Linked DNA regions of Mus musculus: all the other regions are linked to region 1. A link is a loop called in an ENCODE intact Hi-C map of the cell type or tissue named here. Cell type or tissue: heart. All regions are shown on one strand.

Evidence for each region. A loop is a pair of places that touch in the nucleus more often than their neighbours do. Peaks named below come from ENCODE experiments on the same cell type or tissue, not always from the same donor. Only the 100,000 strongest peaks of a DNase experiment are listed, where the experiment ranks them.
Region 2: it touches region 1 in a loop (2.2-fold over the local background); 4 of 42 quality-filtered maps call a loop at or near these places.
Region 3: it touches region 1 in a loop (2.2-fold over the local background); 4 of 42 quality-filtered maps call a loop at or near these places.

Annotation. Positions count from the first base shown.
Region 1 is chr15:53,465,201-53,469,200 of GRCm38, reverse strand. All of the region lies in intron 4 of Samd12 (sterile alpha motif domain containing 12), which reads left to right. Among named protein-coding and RNA genes, the nearest start is that of Ext1, 120 kb to the right of the region's middle. In heart, no CTCF peak of the experiment used is centred here; a DNase peak (open chromatin) is centred at 1,610; H3K4me3 peaks cover 477 bases; H3K27ac peaks cover 2,299 bases.
Region 2 is chr15:53,590,370-53,594,369 of GRCm38, reverse strand. All of the region lies in intron 4 of Samd12 (sterile alpha motif domain containing 12), which reads left to right. Among named protein-coding and RNA genes, the nearest start is that of Gm23200, 21 kb to the left of the region's middle. In heart, no CTCF peak of the experiment used is centred here; a DNase peak (open chromatin) is centred at 1,579.
Region 3 is chr15:53,583,114-53,587,113 of GRCm38, reverse strand. All of the region lies in intron 4 of Samd12 (sterile alpha motif domain containing 12), which reads left to right. Among named protein-coding and RNA genes, the nearest start is that of Gm23200, 28 kb to the left of the region's middle. In heart, no CTCF peak of the experiment used is centred here; no DNase peak of the experiment used is centred here.

The DNA.
Region 1 (4,000 bases):
TGTGGACACCCTGAAGCTCAGTTTGAGTTGACACAAAAAGCTAACCTTCACAGCATGATGGCTTCCACTTTTCTAGGACACATGAGAAGTAACAGGATATATATATATATATATATATATATATATATATATATATATCCACCATCCTCATATAGGAGAGGGTAAAATCTTAAAACTGATTCTTTAATCATATTCTCAGTGAGGGGGATACCCTTTAGTTTCTTGTGGACAAGGAGTGGTAGAAATGGAACCAGTACCCCCAAAACCACATACCTGATAGCAAAGCTTAGCTTTATGGCCACATACATCACTTTTGTCCTTCCCTTATCATGTAACTTCTTCCAAACGTACTAATTAATTGAGCGAACCTGTCTAAATCATCCGATCTTGATTTTTCTAATGGCATGCCTGTGAGGGTTCTAGAAGTTAGGAGTGATTTGGTTTTAAAGGTTTTGATTGCATTGAATATAAAAATCAAATAAGATGAGAAAATGATGACTGGAAGAGGGGTTTGAAATTCACCTCCTTTCCTGTGCAGACAAGAGGCCCTCTTAGGTTGGTTTTTATCTTGACCTATTTTGAGAGTGATATATTTGGCTCACAACCAAGAATAGAAAATAAGCAAAGATCTCTGCCTGCTAAAGCAACCTTAGCACATTTGACATTTCAAGCTGGAGAAGTCTTTCTTGGGGAACTCTCCTACGCATTCTTAGGTGTTTAGCAGTGTCTTGACCTCCACTCGCTAGATGGTAGTAGTAACCTCCATGAGTAATGACTGGAAATGTTTTCCATACAGTGCCAGTTGTCCCTCATGGAACAAAACCTGTACTCATTTGAGAACCACTACAGCCAAGCTATGAAAGACTATAAACTGTTAAAAGAGAAATGAGCTACCTTTCTGTAGGTAAAACTCGTCTACAGCACCCCATAGCTAGGATTTGTGTTTAATGAAAACTAGTTTACACAACACAATTACTTCTTTCTCTCCTCTACTCCTATTGGAGTTAGAGATTTTTTTTCCTAACATACAGTCCATCTTACAGTCAGTGGTTAGAGCAGATCTGGTTTCTGGCCTCAGCCCTATGCATTCTAGCCACAGGGCAGTGACAAACTCATGTACCTGCCCTCCTCTCTCAGGTGATTATGGAGACCCCTGAAATGGGACTGGTGTTCCAGCCAATGATTGTCTATAAAATCTTAGTAACCCACAGTGCCTGCTCAGTAAATCTTAGACCTGCTTACTGGCTGTTATTTTGGGCAACTGCAGCACTAACTCACACCTGATACAAATTACAAAAAATATATCCAGAAGCAATTCAGGCCCACCCCACCCCCAAAGACCTCAAACTTAACTTGCCTGAAAAACACATTCTTTCGTGAAGACATGTCCTTTGCTTTCTGAATAGAAGACTTTCCCAGGGAGAAGTCTTATTTGTTCCTTTCCCATCATGAGATGTGGAGTTACCTGACATCTTTCCTCTGAACGTGCCCAGCCTTCTTCCTTTGTTGCTGGGGTGAGAGGAGGTAACCCTGAACACTTAACTCCAAAAATCTGTTCCCGAGCCTTCTGCCAAGTTGCCTGTTGCCTGCCAGGCAAGTCACTGCCTGCCTTTGAAGTGTCAGAACCTCCCTTTATCAGGCAACTGTCTGAATGTCTGCTCTAATCTGGAGGAGAGTGGAACCAGAGTAGAGGGACTGTGGCCTGGAAGGTGGCAGGAAAGTGCAAAGGCCTGATATATGGGCATTCTGTTTCTTTTCCTAGCCTTTGAACATGGAGATATTTGTGTCTCTGATTTTCAATGGAACTTTGGGAACTGTGACAATAATAAAACAGTAGGCCCTCACCAGTTCTTTTTTACTTGCTAAGCATGGTGTCACATGCCTTTCCTATGAGCTCATTTTGTCATCAAGGCAACCCAATGAGGTGGCGAGTGCATTGCCTATTTTAAAGATGAAGCAACTAAGTTTTGAAAAAAAAAATTGTGGTTTTTACATCACACAGCTGGACTATGATGAGCCCGAGAAGTGAGCAGAGATCAGCCAGAACCCATGGCCTGGCCAATGCTCTCAATCGCTGGGTTTGAGAGCTTCGATATTTATGCCATACTCTGGACTAAATGCAATTGAGTCCAAGTGTGCAAACCCAATTGCTAGATTAAAAAAAAGAAAGAAAGAAAACCCAAAATGCGTCTTCATCAACATCATATCCATCAAAATTTTACAATTATACATTAAGCACTTACTATATATCTGATACTACATAGTGTTTAAATAAAACTCAGAGAAGATATGGCAGCATCCTCCAAAGGCTGAGGAGGAGGTTGAGGTATTGCTTCTTCGTAAGAGGCTTGGCAGGCACATACAAGTCCCGGGGTTTAGAAAGGGGGGTGATAATTATATTAAATAGAGGGTTTATAGGGGATTTGGTGATAGAAGTTTCAGAAGCCATACTATCACACAGGATGGAGTTCTTGACTAGATCTAGAAAGAGGGAAAAGTTTATAAAGAATGTGGCTCTTCGTTTCTTCCTCTCTTCGTCTCTTCTTCTCTTAGTCTCTTTCTCTTCGTCTTTTCCTCCGCTCTCTTCCTCTGCTCTCTGCCTCTCTCTCTCTCTGCGTCTCTCTCTCTCCCTCTCTGCCTCTCTCTGCCACGCTCTTCCTCTCTTGCTCCTGAGTAAGCAATAAAGCTTTGCCGCAGAAAAAAAAAAAAAAAAAGAATGTGATTCCTGGAGAAGGACATCCTAAAAGATAGAGGAGTTAGTATTCATGGTGTCAGAGGCATAAAAAGATAACATCTGAAAGAAGAAAGAAGGTACAACATAGGCCAGAATCTTTGTGGTGAAATGGGGAGCTGTAAGGATTCTAGAATAGCTGGCACACAGGGTCTGGAGCCCAAAGCAAGTACTGTATGAAAGATAGCCTGCTTCCCACTGAACAGAAAGATAACCTGCTTCTCACTGAACAGAGCTGAAGGTGCCAAACACAAAGTGCCAGTTTCCAGTTGAATAAATGTAACTTTTTTTTTCAGTTTTATTTTAATTTTTTTTATGTTTTGTTTTTGTTTTTGAGACTAGGTCGCATATAGGCTGGCCCAACCCTCAAATTTACTATATAGTCAGGAGTGACCTTGAACTTCTGATCTGCCTGTCTCCCCTCTCTGTGAGATTATAGATGTATACTACCACACTGGGTTTATGCAGTGCTGGGGATTGGAACCAGGGCTTCTTAATACTAGGCAAGCTACTGTGGCAACTGAGCTATAATTCTAAGTCCCATTCATGTCAAGGACACACGGGAGTATGTATCTTATGTTTGTGCACACGCACACACACACACACACGCACATGCACATGCACGTGTGAAGACCAGAGGTTGGAGTTGCATGTCTTTTTACTGTTTTTTTTTTCATCATATTTGTGTTTCAGGTTATCACTGAACCTGGATCTCATAGATTAGATAAACTGGTTGGCCAGTGAGCTCCAGGGATCCTCCTGCCTCCGACCTCTCAGCACTGAAATGATAGACGTACACCATATACCCAGCAGTTAATCATTTGGTTTTTTGTTGTTGTTGTTGTTGTTGTTTTTGAAAAAAAAAAAGGTTTCACTGTATAGCACTGGCTGGCCTGGAATTTGCTCTATGAAGAAGGCTAGACTCAAACTCATAGATACCCACCTGCCTCTGCCTTCTGAGTATTGAGATTACAGATATGCACCACTATGCCTAAAAACAAACTCAGCTGTGTAGGAGTTGGTGGTCTGAACTCAGGTCTTCATGCTTAAATGCCAAATACTTTATCCACTGAGCCACTGCCCCGGCTCCCTACAAGCTATTTTGTTTGGTTTTTGTTCTGTTGTGTTTTGCGTTGTTTTCAAAGACAAGGTTTCTCTGTAACAGTCCTTGTGTCCTAGTATTTCCTCTGTAGACCAGACTGCCTCTGCAATTCTGGGATTAAAGTTGTGTACCACACACCCCGGGGTACGTTCAGAGTTTAATATAAC
Region 2 (4,000 bases), 130 kb before region 1:
GGCACCATGCCTTTAATCCCAGATGATATTAATTTAATCCCAGTCTTAATCTTCTGGAATTCATAGCCACTATGCCTCAAGATCTCCGTGCCTAGATCCAGGTCAGAAACTTGTATCTCCCAGCCTCCAGATTAGGATCACTGGTGAACCTTCCAAATTTGGATTGTAGTTCATTCCAGATATAGTCAGCTGGACAACCAGGAATAGCCACTACACCCAGCAACCACAGCAGGCCTCACAACCATCTCTAATATGATCTCATGCCCTCTTCTGGCATGCAGGTATGCATGTAGATAGAGTACTCATATACATCGGTTAGAGTACTCATATACATCAGGTAGATGGGTGGATAGATAGATAGATAGATAGATAGATAGATAGATAATTTAAAGAAAACTCTCCTGCCTCTGCCTCCCTGGTGCTGGTGCATCAGACTGTACCATCATTTTTGGCCTAATTTCTCTCTGTCTCTCTTTCTCCCTCTCTCTCTCAGCTATTTATTTTTATTTTATATGTATGAGTGTATTGCTTGCTTGTATAACAGTGCATTATGTGTATACAGTGCTTGAGAACCAAAAAAAGACATAAGATCCCCTGAAACTGGAGTTATAAACAGTTGAGAAGCAATCATGTGTATGCTGGGAACCAAACCCAGGTCTTCTCCAAGAGCAATAAGTGTGGCTAACTGCTGAGCCATTTCTCCAGAAATCCACAATCTTTAATCTCTTCCAAGTAAAAATGATTTACTAGCATACGATTCTATTCATTCATTTTCCCCAAATCATTCTTTATATATAACAATCCTCCACATTTGAAAGTCACTTGTAGTAGTTTGAATCAAAGTACTTCCGCAGACTCATAGGGAGTGGCGTTGTTGGCATAGGTGTGGCCTTGTTGGAGGAAGTATGTCACTAGGGTGTGGGCTTTGAAGTTTCAGAAGCTCAAGCCAGGCCTAGTGGCTCACTCTTTCTCCCTGTGGCTTACCAATCCAGATGTAGAACCCTCAGCTACCTCTCCAGCACATGTCTGCCTGCATGCCACCATGCTTCCCACTATGATGATAATGAATGAAACCTCTGAACTGTAAGCCAGCCCCAATTAAATGTTTCCTTTTATAAGAGTTGTCATAGTCATGGCATCTATTCAAAGCGGTAGAAACCCTAAGAGACCACCTAATTTCTAAATTATTACCAGCAGTGAAATCCGTTATAAATTAGAGTATTTGTTCTTTCTGTTCAGTCATGAAAACCAGGATGAATGCTTCAGACTTAAGGGAAAGTACAATAAATGGCATCAGAGGAATTGTTATTTTCAAAGATATTTAAAGTAACTAACTCTATTTCGGGCCTAACCAAGCTACTACCTTCAGCCTGAAGTGACTAAGCTGCTTTGGGAAGTCACCTACTATGATACATCCTATCTATTCTCCCTAATGGTCTCAATAGAATGTGCTTCTGACAGAAATAAGAACTGTTCATTCCCCACACTTCTTGATAAGCCTTGGCTCCCTTGCGCTGCTCAAAGAGCCAGTACAAGTAGCTGCCTGCAGGAAAGGTGGAGGGCTGATGGGCAGGCCTGACAGATCTTGGAAGTACACCAAGATCATCACCTTGGCTGCTGGAGCTGTTGCCTTGTACTTGGCCAAGTGAGGAAATGTGAGTGAAGAAAAGCCAGAACACCTCCTCTCCACTTGTAAATTAGCAAATTGCCATCAGATTATCTAATTTTCCTCCCTGCCGCTCTCACACCTGCACACCATCAGTGCTGGGAGCTAATGTGTCAATACAAGGGCGTAATTTGGTTTATATTCTACATGGATTTCTAGTTCAGTGTGCATGTTGATGACAGAAAAATGCCTTCCTTATTTCCCTCAGTCGACGGGAAACAAGGAGGGAATCTCTTAAATATCTCCATTAATGATTGCATGCTAATGGCTCTTGATGGAAGGGAAAACAACAGCTTTGAGATCCTGAGTATATCCATAGAAAACCATCCATAAACTTTTCCTTGGTTGTCTTCCCATTTATTTAGTCTTGTTGTTTCTGTGGTTGTTAAAGGGAGAGCTGTTCATAATGACTGTAAGAAAATACTTATTTCGTGCAATATCAAACTAAAGTGATTTCTTTTGCTGGTGGTGTGCATCACCTGTGACTCTATCCTAGAAAGAGTATGAGTCCAGCGTTTGTCAACCCAATGCCAGCTCTGATTCCTGTGAAGTCATTCATACTCATTTTTTTACTGGGACAGATAATTTAACTTTTAAACCCCAGTATCTCAGCTATACACAGAGAATAATTTTATCAGATAGGCTGCACTGAATATTATACATTGAAAATGCAAAGAGAAGGACCCCCTGCCATGTTCATTCTATATGATTTAATATAATCTACAGTTGGCTGTGGAGATAGGATAGGAGAATATACTTATTTAATGAGGAGGAAATAAGACTAACCCACATCAAACCCCATTTTAAGACAATATATAATTAAATGTAAATGCCTTAAGAGCTTAGAGGATAAAGTTGGGATAAAATGTTCCTATAAATATTCATCAGAACATGTATGATGTAGGTGTTGGCAGATATAATGATTGTTGACCTGGAAAGGATAAAGAGACATAAGGTAGCAGAAGACAACACAGGCAAGATCTGAGAGAGGTGCAAAACAAGGAAGACAGGAGAGATAGAGCCACAGTTTCAATGATTGCTAGGTCAGAAGCCGTTTATTTTACAGGAAGGGTAGAATAAGCAGCCAATGTTCTGAGCAGCTATATAACATGATGAAAGTAGCAACTACTCAAGATTAAGACTGTGGGAAAAGTGAGACAACTCTAAACAGTTCTTTAGATAATACGGAAATGAAGACTATGTGGGTAGGCTGGTGGAAGAACACTTACCTAGCATGCACAGTGCCCCCATTTCAGGCTCTTGCACTGGAAAAAAAGCTAAATAAATAAAGTTCAGGTATAATACAGTGAAAACTTGTACAAGAATAGTGACTCCACGAATGGTGGAGAAATAGAGTGTGCAACCATTTTAAGCCAAGTGAGATGGAGAAGGTCTCCCAATTTCAACCACTAATATAAAAATATCATAGAATGTAGTGAAGATAGAACTGTGAAAGGTGACACATGATTAATATCTCGGAGATCACAACAGCACGTAAACACAAAAACGTTTGGCATGGTGTTGGAGGTAAGATTGTGGGTGTTTGAGAAAATTAACTAGCAGGGAGAAAGCACTCTGTGGTTACAAAAAAAATCATGATGTCATTTATTGAAACTCAATGGCAAGAGAGAATTAAAAAAAATGAGGGGGATAGAGTTTTACTAGAAGCAAGTCACAGTAAGGTTCAGGAGCCACCTAAGACAACTCAAAATAAGGAACTCTTTGGGGATGCGTCATGTGGGCCGAAGCACTTGTATAGACGCCAAGAGCACATGAACCTCAACATTTACATATTATTTGCAGGTACTTGGCCCTCCTTCAGAATCAAACACTCAGATGGGTCTAAATAACTGCATGTTACACATGTTCAAATAGAGATCAACAAACTTTCCCTGTAAAGGGTTACAGAACAAATAGCCCTTCACAACCACATAGTTTGTTGAATCTGTTGCCACGATTCAGTTGTGCTAGGTAGCACAAAAGCAAGCATACATGATATGTAGATGAGTGCATTTGGCTTTTTCTGAATTCGTATTTACTTATAGAAATACGACCTAGGCTATATTTAACCCATGGGCAAAAGTTTGTGGGCTTCTGATGGAGAATAATTATAACCCAAGTCATGGATTCTCCTCTAAGTCAGTCCATAATCTAAGCAAAGACAGAGCAGAGCAGCCTCCACCACCAGTTGTGACAGGTTGTATTCTCCATCCACCATATCGCATCTCGATTGTGTCCTTTCCTATAATAAGCAAGCATTTGACATCTATCTCAAACATGTCTGGAGATAGTGGGACGCTCAGAACTTAGTGGAGGTAATAATGAAATGTAAAA
Region 3 (4,000 bases), 120 kb before region 1:
GATATTTTGAGATAGGAAGCTCCACCTTTAATATGGATCACACCTTCTTACATAAAGGGCATGGGAAAAGGGGAGCCTCTCTCTCTTTGCCTGCTTGCTGTCATCCTTTACAGCAAGTTTGTTCCTTCGCTAGCATTAGAGTCTGTTTCTCTGATATTCTAGCATATACTGAAGCCTAGCTGAGACATCCAACCTCTTGGACTGAACAACTACTAGACTCTTGGACTGTCCATTCATAGGCAGAAGACCCCAGCCTATTAAACATTCTAACAACCCCCTTTATATAGATACATTCCAAAAGTTCTGCAAGCCTGACTAATACTCTGATCCTATCAAAATTAAGCATTGTAAGAGAAAAAAAGAGAGTTGAGCGAAACAATAGAAAGAATAAAGCTCAAAGCCAAGCAGCCTCGTCAGTCAATGTCTTGACAAGGACCCAGGTAGAACACATCAGGGGAATGATTTGGAGAACTCTGTCTTAGTTAGATTTCTATTACCATAACAAAGCGTGATAAGCAAGGCAATTTATAAAAGAAAACATTTAAGTTGGGGGCCATGGTTCTGACGAGTTAGAGTCCATTACCATCCTGACAGGGAGCATGGTAGCAGGCAGGGAGCCATGGAATGGAAAACAGTAGTTGAAAGCTTACATCTTGTCCACCAGCACAAAGCAGAGCAAAAGGCTAACTGTTCCAGCAGAGCTCTGGGAATGCCATGATCTTTTAACACCTCAAAACCCACCACACTGTGACACACCTCCAAGAAAACCACACATCCTAATCCTTCAAAACCAGTTCCAGCAACTGGGGACCAAACATTCAAATACATGAACCTATGGGGCCACTTTCATTCAAACCACAAACTCCATGAAGAAACAACTACAGTTACAACATCCTAGATGGACAGTAGGGAAAAGAAAAGGATTTGCATACTACTTCAACCTATTTTGACAGGAAATACAATGTCAAATATCACTACTGCAAAATGGAGTAGTTACAGGAACATGGAAAAAGACATAAATGTAGAGAGAGCCAACAAGAAAAGATTTCACAAGGGCCCATCCTGCTTGTATAGGTAATAGGAGGAGAGGAATAACCTAACCTCCTTCTTACTTCCTCTTCCTCCTACTATCTACCCATATTGCACAATAATGAACTCAACCCAACAAGAAACTACAGGCAGATGGCCCCTGATGTTTTCTATATAGGTCAATGTCTAGGAGTGCATAGCCTGATAAACCACATGAAACTGGAGAAATAGAGTATTAAATACACTCTCCTATGCCTTGCAAGCTGTCTTGTAACTTTAAGCAAGTAGGTGTCTGGTTACTCACTATAAAACAATAGTACCCAGGTTTATTAAAAGCATAAAGTGAGATACTGTCTGAATATGTGGATATCCTTTGACACGTAGGAGACATCAATTAAGGTTCTTTTATCCTACCCTTAGCTGGTGACAGGTTTTTCACTTGTGGCTGTCTTACAAGTTTTCTAGATTCAGCATCTTTTATAGAGTGATCCACAGACCATATGCTTAAGAGGTACCAGGGGTTCTTGTCAACAGAGAGTTCTTAGCCCTGAACTCCAGTCCAACTAAGTGATGTACAAAAGGATATGAATCTTCTTTATTTCAGAAAAGTTCCCCCAAATGATTTTCACACACAATAAAGTGTGGGAACCACCATTCTACAAGTCCATATTTCTAATTGATGCCCACTAGGGTAAAGCATAGGCAAGATTTATCTGTGCTTGGAATCATTAGGTGAAGTTACAGTCCATCAGCTTCATAAAGAGGAACTATCAGACCAGGACACTAACAGCCTGCCGTGTGATGTTAGGTCATACTGGTTCTCCATTTTACTGACTTTATTAATACCCAAGGAACAATGTTCCCAGGCTTTTAATTAAAAATTCTCTAATGTCCAGACTTTAATCATTTTCTAGGTTGGATATCAGCTTCAATTTTACCCCTCTTCCCTTTCAGAGCAAACTTAATTGACAAAGCAGACACTGTTAAATGAGATAAAGTTTTTTTTCTAAAGCATTGTAGAGGGGAATAGGTCAGTAATATGCATAAACAGGAAGAGATCAAAACTTAGGATAGGATCAAATGATGGAATGCTTTGCTTTAATTAAGGAAAAGTACATAGAGATTCATCAGTAGTCAAGGACAAAAGAGAGCTCAGGATTTGGATCCTGAGTCGGTCAGGATTTGCCTTGGCTGCAATTAACAGTCTCAAATTAGTAACAACTTAGGAAAGGGAAAGTTCAACTTGATGCTCATGTAAAACTGCAGCTATAGGCAGAAGAGAGGTTGAGTGACAGCTGAATGGCACAGAGTTCTCCAGGACTTGGGCCCCTGTTTGAATTGGTCCTACCCACCCTGAAATATGGTCTTTGTTTGCATGTTCCAGCATGGAGCTACTGAGAACCTATAGGGCTGCTGGCTTTTGAAAAAGAATTAGAAATTTCATTTTTTCACTTTAGCCAGAATTTATTCACACAGCTATAGCATACTACAAGAGAGTGTGATACAGCATCTCAGAGAATTGTTCTGTCAGGTGGGTGGGTGATGGATTCTAGGCAAGTGGAAGTTGTTGCACACCTTCTATGCGCTAACACATTTTCCTGTTTTCTCTTACTAGTAGGACAGTTATCAGTGGTCTTCCAGACAAGAACAACACAGTCATAAAAAAGTTAAATATCGCAAATCCCAAAACATGAGGTAACCCAGAGTTTATCAGCAGTAGTTAAGTTTGTACCTGCTCTGTGTAGAGGGCTGGTGGGGGGAGCCTAGGAGCACTGGTTGCCCAGCAGAACTCAGATTCCAGTGGGTTTTTCCTGTGGCTCTAGTGCCTCATATTGGCTAAGCCACCTGAAAGTCTATGAGATAGAAAGTTTGGGAATTCAGTTCCACACAGAATCGTCAAGGAAAAATAAAAGGTTCACTTAAAAGCAAGCAGATGAAGGAAAGCAAACCCACATGGTGGATTTGGATAGGTTACTATTGTAGAGTGAGCTGGACATTATCTCTAGATAAGTATGAGAAATCTGAAGAGCCAAGCTGCACATTTGTCCAGAAATTGATAATTCAAATAAGATACGCATATCATTATCCACAATAGCTAAAAGGGGGAACAACCCAAATATTGATAGACACAAATAGGTAATATATGGTATTACGATACAGGGAAATATTATTCTTCCATAAAATGTGGTGAAATCTCAATAAATACTTTGATGTCAGTTAAGTGTTGAAAGAATGTTCTAAGTAAAATAAGCTCAGCAGAGACCGGCAAATATTGTATGATTATAGTCACAGGAAGTTCCTAGAATGGCCATATTCATAAAAAAATCAGGAAGTGGAGCAAAAGTCCCAAGGAACTGTAATAGAGGATCATGGGAAGTCACTGAGCACCGAATATTTGTTGGGGGTGATGACAAAGTTCTGAAAAGGGACAGCAGTGGTGTTCAATGTACAAGTACACCTAATGGCACTGAATTTTACTTTTCTTTTTCTTTTTTTTTTAATCAGATATTTTCTTTATTTGCATTTCAAATTCCCTTTCCTAGTTTCCCCTCCAAAAATCCCCTATCCTCTCCCCCCTCCCCCTGATTTCCAACCCACCCACTCCCATTCCTGGTCCTGGCATTCCCTTATACTGGGGCTTAGAAACTTCACAGGACCAAGGGCCTCTCCTCCCATTGATGATAGACTAGGCCATCCTCTACTACATATACAGCTAGAGGCACAAGTTCCACCATGTGTTTTCTTTGATTGGTGGTATAGTTCCAAGTTGCTCTCGGGGAAATGGTTAGTTCATATTGATGTTCCTCCTATGGGGCTTCAGTCCCCTTCAGATCCCTGGGTAGTCTTCTGTCTCCTTCATTGGGGACCTTGTGCTCCATCCAATGGATGACTGTGAGCATCCACTTCTGTATTTACCAGGTACTGGCAGAGCCTTGCAGGAGACAGCTAAATCAGGCCCCTGTCTGCAAGC